Linked DNA regions of Homo sapiens: all the other regions are linked to region 2. The links are chromatin contacts, found by Hi-C in ENCODE. All regions are on one chromosome and are shown on one strand. Each heading gives the region's core, a stretch centred on a gene start or an enhancer-like site at or near the end of the contact. The rest is flanking DNA. Distances are from core to core; before and after follow the strand shown.

Evidence for each region. A loop is a pair of places that touch in the nucleus more often than their neighbours do. Pooled maps may share reads with other maps.
Region 1: a pooled map shows a loop between it and region 2 (4-fold over the local background). The contact joins the enhancer-like site here to the promoter of SPAG16 in region 2. A Hi-C loop is called at or near these places in 2 of 50 pooled maps.
Region 3: a loop to region 2 is called in a pooled map, with 6 times the contacts of the local background. The contact joins the enhancer-like site here to the promoter of SPAG16 in region 2. A Hi-C loop is called at or near these places in 4 of 50 pooled maps.

Annotation. Positions count from the first base shown.
Region 1 is chr2:215,810,209-215,814,092 of GRCh38, forward strand. The region is part of intron 1 of LINC00607 (long intergenic non-protein coding RNA 607); the gene reads right to left. Among named protein-coding and RNA genes, the nearest start is that of LINC00607, 31 kb to the right of the region's middle. Within about 2 kb of position 1,568, at least 2 of the 41 ENCODE cell types and tissues checked have a DNase peak (open chromatin) inside an H3K27ac peak, as active enhancers do.
Region 2 is chr2:213,282,930-213,286,677 of GRCh38, forward strand. It overlaps SPAG16 (sperm associated antigen 16), which reads left to right and starts at 1,535. Exons shown (of 16, transcript NM_024532.5): 1 at 1,535-1,690. The coding sequence starts at 1,555. SPAG16-DT (SPAG16 divergent transcript) reads right to left here and starts at 1,280. Exons shown (of 3, transcript NR_161186.1): 1 at 1,104-1,280. RefSeq lists enhancers at 1,568-1,697, 1,738-1,787, 1,858-1,937.
Region 3 is chr2:216,055,409-216,059,294 of GRCh38, forward strand. It overlaps PECR (peroxisomal trans-2-enoyl-CoA reductase), which reads right to left. Exons shown (of 8, transcript NM_018441.6): 4 at 3,487-3,568. Among named protein-coding and RNA genes, the nearest start is that of PECR, 24 kb to the right of the region's middle. RefSeq lists enhancers at 2,540-2,719, 2,780-2,839. Within about 2 kb of position 2,388, at least 9 of the 41 ENCODE cell types and tissues checked have a DNase peak (open chromatin) inside an H3K27ac peak, as active enhancers do.

The DNA.
Region 1 (3,884 bases), core at 318-2,817, 2.5 Mb after region 2:
GTGTGCATTGTGAGATTAAGCAAATAAGTAATTGTCTTGGTGCCATCAGAAACCAGGATTTTTGTCATGAGAGAAAGGAAATACAAACGTAAGATGCAGAAGATTGAGTTAAAAGTCCTATTCTATATTTGAATATATATAAATTCATGATGTATTTTATTTAAAAATATATATATATTTCCTACCTCTATCCTCTGAAAAGATCAACCTAAGAGCAATGAGGAGTCTTAATTCTCATATTGCTGTTTCTAGTCATCATTTCCAAATCAAAGCAATCATGCACCTGTAATCCCAGCACTTTAGGAGGCCGAGGTGGGTGGATCACCCTCCTCGAGGTCAGGAGTTCAAGACCAGCCTGACCAACATGGTGAAACCCCCATCTCTACTAAAAATACAAAAATTAGCGGGCGTGGTGGTGCGCACCTGTAATCCCAGCTACTCAGGAGGCTGAGGCAGGAGAATCTCTTGAACCTGGGAGGTGGAGGTTGCAGTGAGCCAAGATCTTGCCACTGCACTCCAACCTGAGTGACAGAGCGAGACTCTGTCTCAAAAAAAAAAAAAAAAAAAAAAGGAAAAGAAAAAAAGAAAAAGAAAAAATGGCTGATTCCAAGTCTGAGAAAGGAAAAGTAGAGGATGAGCCTAGAACATTTTGTCATACTAGACAACGAGGAGGCTCTCAGAGATTACTGAGATTGCTCAAAAGATTCAAAAGACAACTTGAATAGGTTGCCACTGGCCAAAGATAAACTAATTCGACACTTCAGAACACTCACTTCCATTCTTTGAAATCTGTGCTTCCTAGGTGGCTATCTTCAGACTTTGCATTTGAACACTTTAAACTAGATTTTGACCCTTTTGATTATTTTAGGATGACATTTTGGTGACCCAGATGGGACCCAAAGCAAGCCGCCAGTGATCCCCACCATTTCACCAACAACAGTCAGGGCACTGGTATTAGCATGAATGACTTTTGTTCACTCGACCTCACTAGAGCCAGGAGGAGTCTCTGGTGAGGTTCCTCTTCAAGTTCAAATCTCCCTGATTTTTGTTGATATTCAGACCTTATTCAAGCCACCTAATTCCACGCTCAATAGAGCTGGAATTAAAGCTCTGCTTTTCAGGTAAGGTTTTGGGTTTTGTTCTCTAGAGATTCTGCTCTTTGCAGGTTTTGTTTTGTTTATTTTGTGTTTTGTTTTGTTTTTATAGACAGAGTCTTGCTTTTTTTTATAGACAGAGTCTTGCTCTGTTGCACAGGCTGGAGTGCAGTGGTGCACTCATGGCTCACCGCAGCCTCAAACTCCTAGGCTCAAAGAATCCTCCCACCTCATCCTCAGGAGAAGCTGGGACTGTAGGTGCAGGGCCACCATGCCTGGCTAACTTACTTTCTGTAGAGACAGGGTCTCATTATGTTGCCCAGGCTCATCTCCAATACTTAGCCTCAAGTGATCCTCTCAAAGTGCTGGGATTACAGGCATGAGCTACTGTGCCTGTCCTATAGATTTAGGTTAACAGTTGTTTGTTGAACTATGCATTAGAGTTTGTGCAGCCTTTGCTCTCATTCGCACTATGGTCAGGAAAGGAAACCATTTCTCTCTCTGAAAAGAGGAAGTGAATTTTTTTGTGGTTTAAGCAAAGTTTGTAATTAAAAAAAAAAAAAACTGGCTAAACTTGGAAGCTGGGTTCATTTGACATATCTAAAGTCCCTTCTGAGTGGCCAAAGCCAGGGAAAAGCTTTTAATCAGAATGAAGATAAATCCTGAAGATAAGGGACACTATTCTTCCTGGACAAAATGTACCTTAGGCAACTAGGTTCCTGTGGGAGTGTTTGAGCTCATTGCTTGTGATGTGCAATGGTCCCATAGGCAATCCTCAAAGAAGAACACAGGGGGAATCTTGCTTAACCCAGGGGGCCCCATGAAAGGCTGCTCTCCCTGTGCCTTAAGCACCCAGGACTCATGGGTTTTGCCAAGATGTGTAAGAGGGGAGAAGCAACTCGTAGGTGACACCTTGAGGAGTAATCCTCATTGGGCAGCACACCACATCCAAAACATCTTTCACTTTCAGCTTAAAAAGAACTTAATTTATGGGCAGTTATCTATGTAAAACCACATCTTCCTTCTGAAAGGAGAGATCAACCTATGGAAACTCCAGTTGGATTCCTAGGCAATACTTATGGGGCCACCTCCTGTCAATATCTAGAGAAATAGTCTTAACCCGTGAAGACACCAAACTACAATGGCCAAAATGAGATACTTTTGAAATACCTAAATTAGTTTATTTACACACACAACTAGAAAAACAGCTCTAAAATTAAACAATAATTGGGAGAGTTACTTCCAATGGTACTTAGACCTTTTCAAGAGAGGCTCTGACAAAGTTCTTTCCCTATAGGAAGAAGACATAAAGCTCTCCAAAACCACTTCTGAATTAAAGACAACTGCTTTAATATGCAACAAATGTTAGGCTGTGGTGAGCTCAGGTAATTGAGACTCCAGAAGCAAGTAGAACCGATGTATTGAACAGGCGAACTTCTAGGGGATTAAGGATATAGATGACTGTTAAAGGTCAGCATCCCCCTAATTCTGTCCTTCACATTACAATCTCTAGGTCCAATCATCTAAACCCTGTCACTCTTCTACCTCTGGCTTCAGATGAGAGGGCACAAGATTGCAAAATCTTAACCAACCGCTTCTCTCTCCCAGACAGACCTCCAGGAGACTCCCCTTCCTAGCACTGATGTTGTTTGGTTTACAGATGGATCTAACTTAAAGGATGAATCTGGGACTTATTGTGCAGGTTATGCTATAGTATCTTTAATGGGAGAAATAGAAAGTGATTGCCTTCCAGGAGCCACATTCACTCAACAAGCAGAACTGGTAGCATTAATCAGGGCCTGTCAACTGGCAAAAGGAATAACTGCTAATATTCATGCAAGCAGCAGATCTGCTTTTGGAGTTGCTCATGATTTTGGAATGCTATGGAAACAAAGAAGGTTTTTAACCACTTCTGACCAGTCTGTAAAAATTGGACACCTTATTTCACAATTGCTAGAAGGCTTATTATTATACCAAGATCACTGCCCATTATTAAAATCCCAGATCACCCCAAATCAGATACTCCAGAAAGCAAAGGAAATCAGCTAGCTGATAAGGCAGCAAAAAGAGCTGCACTAAATGCATCTAAACAAGAAAAGTAACCTATATTAACTTTTAAAGAAGCACCTGAATTTGACAAAAAATGAGCTAAGTACAGAGCTCCAGAAGCTGAACAGGAAAATTGGAAGACGAAAAGGAGAACATACTCTCCCAAAGATGAGGTGTGGTGTGGGCCAAATAATTTACCTATGCTTCCTGCTGAATTACAGTCGTCATTTTTAACCTATAGACGTGATTCAACTCATTGGAGCCTTGATGAAATGGTTGCTTGGGGAAAACAATACTTTCAAAAACCATCTCTGATTATAGCTCACAAGGTATACAATCACTGCCATGTATCTGCTCAAAATATAATCTAGGGAAACCTTTACACAGTTCCCGAGGACATTTGCCTTTAACTGAAGGCCCCTATGAAGTACGACAATTAGATTCTATTCAGCTGCCACCACTGCAAGGATACCATTATGTTCTAGTGATTATTTGCATGTTTTCTCATTGATTAGAAGTCTATCCATGTAGAAGAGTGACTGACTGACTGCCTTAGCAGTAAGTAAAATTCTTTCAGGAAAGATTATTCTGACTTGGGGAGCTCCCTTAAAACTCCACAGTGACAGAGGTACTCATTTTACCAGACAGAAAATTCAGTCAGTATGTAAAAGTTGGCCTCTCCTCCAACACTTTCATTGTGCGTGTCATCCCCAATCATTTAGATTGGTGGAGCATACAAAT
Region 2 (3,748 bases), core at 285-2,784:
TAGCTAGTAAGTGATGGAAGCAGGCTCTGAAAGCTGTCTCTCTGGCTCTGACACACGTACTCTCAAACACCTCCTTAGGAAGTTACTGCTACCTTTTGGTAATAAATGGGAGCTTTTATAGGATCACTGGCTTCCAGTTTTCACCAAGAAATGTAGAATGAAAAATAATACCATTTGCCCTAGCAATCCCATTACTGGGTATATACCCAAAGAAACAGAAATTGTTCTACCATAAAAACACATGTACATGCGTGTTCATTGATATTCATGATAAAGACATGGATTCAACCTAAATGCCCATCAACGGACTGGATAAAGAAAATGTGGTACACATATACCATGGAATACTATGCAGCCACAGAAGAATGAGATCATGTCCTCTCAGGGACATGAATGCAGCTGGAGGCCATTATCCTTAGCAAACTAATGCAGGAACAGAAAACCAAATACTGCATGTTCTTAGTTGTAAGTGGGAGCTAAATAATGAGAACAAATGGACACAAAGAAGGAACAACAGACACTGGGGCCTACTTGAGGAGGAGAGTGGGAGGAGGGAGAAGATCAGAAAAAATAACTATTGGGTACTACACTTAGTACCTGGGTGACGAAATAAGTTATATACCAAACCCCTGCGACATGAGCTTACCTGCACTTGTACCCCTGAACCTAAAATAAAAGTTAAGGGAAAAAAAAATATTTGCAAAGAAAAGGGCCTTGAATTTGCTTCTGATACATACGCGATATAACCTGAGGAAGATCCTCTCAGCAATAAGACTATACATGATGGGGCAAGTGTCAACTGCATACATTTGTCAGGACCAAATTTGTAGCTCATAATTTTTATGCAACTGTTTTTACCTTGGCGAGAATCAATGCTACAAATACTATTCCAAGTCTTAGTATATGGAACCAAACTCAAAACAGATGTCCAGCTAAATGCATTAAAGATCACAAGAAAGGAATTGACAAAGCTGAACACCATAGTTCTTCATTGCTAAGCATCTGAGGAGCGTCTGGTAGCTCCCCTGGGTCAGTCTTTCTATTATGATTTCTAGAACTTTATTTTTTCATTTTTTAAAAAATTCCAGGTGTTGAGAACTCACCTTTTCTAGTAGTTTTCCCTGGGAACACTTGGGGATCTACAAACATCTGAAATTGGAGGATGCTAATGGGCAAGAATCAAGAGAAAGGTAATTCAGAGACGACAACGAAGTGGGAAAGAAATTACAGGGTCAAAGCGAAAGAAAACCAAGCTGCTTGGGTAGGAAGGTGCAATGCAAGCCAATTGTTTACTGTATCTTGTCCGCTCCCAGAGCTGCGCCCGAGCTCTCGCGTTAACTAGGCAACATCGTTGCCACGGTAACTGGGAGGCGCGGGAGGGCGACAGCTCCCTGGACTCCCGGTAACCCTTACGTGCCCGGGGCTGGTCCGTGGGGCGGGGTGAGAGATGCCGGAATCTCGCGAGAGCTCCCGGGGGCCGTTGGGTAGCGTCTTCGCTGTTGCCCTTAGGGACGGCTGTGGGCCTGCTGGGGGTGGGGGCCCGAAGCGCCAGAGATGGCTGCTCAGCGAGGGATGCCCAGCTCCGCCGTGAGGGTCCTGGAAGAGGCGTTGGGCATGGGTTTGACGGCAGCCGGGGACGCGAGGGACACGGCGGACGCGGTGGCGGCTGAGGGCGCCTACTACCTGGAACGTATCCTTCCCGTGGAGGCGCGGCCCGCTGCGCTGGCGGGTAATGGGTGTTGGGACGAAGGCGAGGGCCTCCCACTGGCGGCGCCTTTTGAGCCTTGGGGCCACTCCGGAGGAGCCTCTGTTGGACTTCAAGGTGCTGTTTTTGCCACCACAGTCTTCCTGAGAGCCACTCACTGAATTTCTCGCCCTTAGTAGCCCAGGGTGTCCTGTACCTGTTAGAAGAGTTGGGAGACCTTCCAAGGCCTCATACTTAGTAACCACTCAGTACATTTTGGATGGAGGGTTGCTTTTTATGTTAAGACAGCACAACAAATTGCTTCAACCCTCCTTTCAAATAATGGGTTTCCTAAATAAGCCCTCAATCTTTCAGAAAGCCGTCCCAATAAATTCAACGGAGGAACGTTAGGAGACTAGGGAAAGACCTCTGCCATTGGACTTTAAGGAGCTGAAGCTCAGAATACCCAACCCACGATCCTGTTCGATGGTCCAGTTAATGCTTAAATGCTTAGTTTTGATAGCATTATCTTCCTGAGTAGTTCCAAGTTTGACTACTTAATAATAAATACTAATAGTATAGTTGCTTTTTTTTCTTGAGCAAATAAATAATGATCTGGTGAGCTACACAGCTCAGAGATATTAGGAATAAAGCAGATGGTGATTAGCGATTTTTATCGGAAGTACCAGAAAAATTGAATAACAATGTGTGGATAATTAGGTCCACTATTTCTTGTGTAAGGCTTTAGAACTTCTTTCCTCTAGTTATATAGATTAATTCCTACTAGGGAGACGGGGAGGGTTCATGAGAAAAAGACATGTAACTCCTTTATTCAGGGAGGTAAGAAAGAGATGATTATCTGTTCAGTTCTTAAAGATACCAAGGAAACTCCAAAATCTGCCAAATCTTATTTGTTTGTCCAACTGTAATCCTCTCCAGGTTTAATTCAAGATTTCAGAAATCCAGCAATGATTCATTTCGTGAGCTTTGACAAGCCGATTAACCTGTCCTGACTCAGGCTCAGTACACATCCACACTACAGAGAGCTTTGAAGAATTTAGCTGAAAGATTAAAGAAAATATGTAGTATTTTATTGGGTGCAAAAACGACTTTTACAGGAATAGAAATTTGAATCGCTTGAAATGAATTTGAAAGAAATATATGGGTGCTTTAGTGTCATAAATGAGGTTTTATACTGTTTTCGTAGATGTAACAGGCAGTCTTTTCCAGTGATATTCCTCTTTAACAACGATTTTCATAATTCTTCCTAAGCTTATCTATATCCAGTGCCCTTGCTACTGAATGGTAACCAGGCATCTTGTAATTTTGTTTGCATTAAAATTATTTCCGTGAACACATAGTTTAATTGTTAACATGAGATTGACACAATGAGGTAACTTTTTGCAAACATCTTTGTGAAATAAATGGTAGGAGTCTAACATAACACAACTTTCAGCAATGAAAATCAGGTTTACTTAATGTGCAGGGAGATCACTGAGTCACACCTGCCAAGATGTAGCAGTTTGCAAACCTGTCTTACAAAGACTTTTTCAAATAATCACACTTATTTGAACTTTAACACATATAAGCAACTGTAACTTTTTAGGATTTTACTAACCGTTGTGTGAATTATCCAACCCATTTGCTTTTCTTCTTTCTTTGGTTGACTGACTGCTATTTTGTATTTTAACCAAATGGTAGTCAGGGGATACACAGTTAAACATTTAACCAGTTTATTTTGCTATATTCCATGCTGAGGGAAGAGGTTTAGTCATTTCAACTCTCAGTTGAAATGAAGTTTGAGGATTACTTGTGAATACCAATTATTCCTGTATCCCTGGGCACTCTTCACATGGTTAATTAAGAGTTGCCTGTGTAATGTTGTTTGACATTGTTTCTTAAGGCAATTATGATAGTTGCCAAAGTGAGACTTCCTTTGGTTTAAAGTCTTTGCTTTCAGGTAATTTAATTGAGCTATCATGGTGGGTAAATAAAAGTTATAATATGCACAGATGAATCAGAAATCTGATGTCCTCTGCTTCGCACATATACTCAATCACTTCT
Region 3 (3,886 bases), core at 1,138-3,637, 2.8 Mb after region 2:
CCTGGGCAACAAGAACAAAATTCCATCTCAAAAAAAAAAAACAAAAAAACAAAAAAACAAACAAACAAAAAAAAACACTTGTAATAGGACTAAACCTAGTACATAAATATTCCCAAAAAAGGACAACTAGATAATGCTCCCCCAAACTATGACTCCCAAATCCTCATCATTCTTGAGCTTTTCTTTGTAATACATACTTGAATATAAATGTTTTCCTTCTCAACCATTAAGAGTAAAAAGATCCTCCAAAGAAATGCCTTAGTTGTGATAACCCTGCAGATTTAAGCGCCCTCCTGGATGCACAGCCCCAGAGCCCCAGGGCCACAGGCTCTAGTGTAGGAACCCCTGATGCACTTCAAACTCCTCTCCCTGGTAGTTAAGGCCTTTTGTGACTCCCACTCCATTCCAAGGTATTAATTTCCATTTAGCCGTACCACCCATCATCACAAAGAATTATTTGTAGTTCCCAAAAGTGCCACAGTGTCTCAAATTTCTGTGTCTTTACACAGTAAATGTCTCATTGACTTGCCTTCCTTTCTCCTCCTCATATGTCACCAAACTCGAGTTCACCTTTGAGACATGTCGCCTGGATGCTGCCCTCCTCTGTGCTCCTTTTATCTTGCACACTTGCAAATACCTTTACTGGAATATCCAACACCTTCTCTCTCTAGCTGATTATTTTCATGCTTTGCTCCCCTACTAGTTGTAGACTCCCTCAGAGTGTGGATGGTATCTGATTCATTTTAGTATTTCCAGATGTATCTTGCACATGTACCTGTACTGGTCAAGTAAACAAGCGACAGCCAACAGTTTCAATTTGTCTCTTAAGAGAGCTAAAATTTAAAAAAAAGGAGTGCTCAATCTCTGACATTCATCCTCCTCTTCTATTGTAGAGGATACCTAAAGCCATGTCTTTCAAATTGTAAATTACAACACAATGCTAATAGTGAAATAAAATTAGCAAGTAATAAGCAGCAAGTGTAAAAAAAGAAAATACAACAGAGTAGACCACAATAAAATTGAAAATATCAGCCGGGTGTGGTGGCTCATGCCTGTAATCCCAGCACTTTGGGAGGCTGAGGCAGGTGGATCACCTGAGGTCAGGAGTTCGAGACCAGCCTGACCAACATGGTGAAACCCCGTCTCTACTAAAAATACAAAAAACTACTGGACGTGGTGGTGGGTGCCTACAACCCCAGCTACTCAGGAGGCTGAGGCATAAGAATCACTTGAACCCAGGAGGCAGAGGTTGCAGTGAGCCAAGATCGCCCCATTGCACTTCAGCCTGGGCAACAGGAGCAAAACTCCATCTCAGAAAAAAAAAAAAAAAAAAAGGAAAGAAAGAAAAATCAGAGTGCACAATACATAGTAAGAATGTTTGCTTCACGAATTTTGTTTTGCCTATAGACACATATACACATATGTGTTTACTAGGTCAAGATGTAAAATTTCTTACTATGAGTCATGGTCCAAAGTGTGAAGGCCACTGGAAAAGGAAACGATTCTTAAGAGAACAAAAGCAAGAAGTATCTGAAACACTTCTTTTCCATGTTAAAGACAAGCTGTGTTTTTTTTCTAGCCAACCGAATATCAGAAAAGCCAGTGATTTCATTTCAAAAATGTATTTTAAGAAAAGAAACTCTCATTACTTCTTACATATGCATGAAAGAGGACACATTTCACTCATAAAGGAACTACAACTTTTCTAAAGGGCAGTTTGGCAATATCTCTTAAAATTACAAAGGCATTTGGCTTTGGACTTAGCAATTATACCTCTTGCAATTTAGGCTACACACTATCTGATGTACAGAAAATGTTACTTACTGCAGGTGTTTAGTTTGGTTTTGGTAATAACAAAAGGTTGGAAACAACCCAAATGCTCACCAACTGGAAAATGGTTACACAAATCATTCCTTACTTATGGTTTATAAAAGTGGCATATTAGCCATAAAAAAATAAGAAGAAATCTCTTTAGACTCTGTTAAGAAAATATCTCCAGGATATTTGCTTCATTTGAGAACATCAAGATACAGAATAGTGTTTATAGCATCCTAAATTTGTGGTTAAAATGTAGGAAAAAGATATGCCCCCAAAACTATTAACACTAGTTGCCTGTGAGGATGGGAAATGCCAGAAAGAACCTACAATCTGAATTATTTCTTCCAAGATGCTAAAATAGGTAAATACATTTAGTAAAGAATAATGAGCAGGAAAAGAAGGTAGAGTGGTATCAATGGCCTGCACACCATTTTTTACTCTGTTTTTAGTAACATCACATTGATTTCCACTTGAGGAAGTACCTCTTGCCTGTTCTCAGTCCATGTCTGAGCGATGATGACCACAGTTCCTCATTCCTCAGGCTGACCATGCATAGCAGAGCAACCTCATTTCTACAGTTTTTGGTTAATGACTGAACACATAACCAGGCAGGGTCAGTTAATGAGTATCCTCTCTGGGACCTGCTGGCACCATTAATATTGTTTTTGCTGGCATGACTTGAGAGGCACTCTCTCACTGGAGAGTTAAGAACAGCTAGAGTGTTGACCTGTAACTCTTGCTAGTACTCGCCTTTTGCCACACCTAGAGACAGCCTGCCTGAGAATGTACGCAGACATGAAGAAAGCAAAACCAAAAGGAGAGGCAGCTTCCTGCTAACATTGTGGCTGAACCTAACATGCCCTTTCCGCAGTGGCTCTGCAGGTACCAGGATCCCCTCCAGGGCTTGCACGACGGCTGCGCTCTGCCCCCAGAGTTTCTCTTGCAGCAGATCTGGTGTGGGGCTGGATAATTTGCTGTGCTAACAACTTCTCCCAAGTGATGGGGATGTGGCTGGTCTGGAAGCCACTTTTGGAGAACCACTGCCCTAGATTTTTACTTAAGCCAAGTTGAATTTTATTTTTATCCTATACATGTTTGGGAGTTCTGCATAATCCAGGAAATGAGCAGGGTACTAAAATTTGCATAAAGGAGGCATGCTGTCTGTGTACAGAGTGGCTAATCAGAGGCACAAAACCTTAGAAACTTTTGGAGAAAAAATCCTGGATTATCTGTTAGGAGGAACAACTTAGCAGTCCTGTGTAAAATCAAGTAGCTATATTAATGGTATTCAAATCTAAATTAACACAGATTAGTTTCATTTCTATACTTTAACAAATAAGCTATTCCTAGACAGTGATGGCCAGTTTAGTCACATCGGGATTAGAGTTGCCCAAGAAAACACAAGACATCCAGTTTAATCTGAACATCAGACAAAAAACAAATACTATTTTCCCTTTCCTTGGTAAATCTGGCAGTCCGCATCTGGATGAAAATGTTTTAGAAGTACTTTGAATTTTAAGTTCAAATAAAATAAAATGTTAACTGTTAGAATCACAGCTCATTAAAGGTATTAATGATCTTGATTTAAGAAATGTTCCCTAACATGCTTCCCCCAATCAGAAGACAAAACTCAAAGACTTAGAAAGAAAACTATATAAAAACGCTTACACAGCTAATGGAAATCCAGCTTTAGTAGGGACAATGATATTGACGATAGATCCTCCATGCTCTTTCATCCAGGAGCTGTAAACTGCAGGATAGAGGCAAACTCAATCATTAAATTTTTAAAGTATCCTGGCCCTCCTGATACCTTGTTTCAGCACACTGCCTGTTTGATATGTTTTACACGTCCATTTACATTTCCTTATAAAAAGCCTGACTGAGGTAAAATTTATACATCATAAAATTCATCTACTTTAAGTGTGCAATGTAATGACTTTTAATAAATATACGGAGTTATGCAACCATTACCACAATCCAGCTTGAGAACCTTTCCATCACCCCAAAAAGTTCCTTCACACCCATCTGCAGCTTAACCCATCCCCAGGTAAACACTCATCTTTCTGTT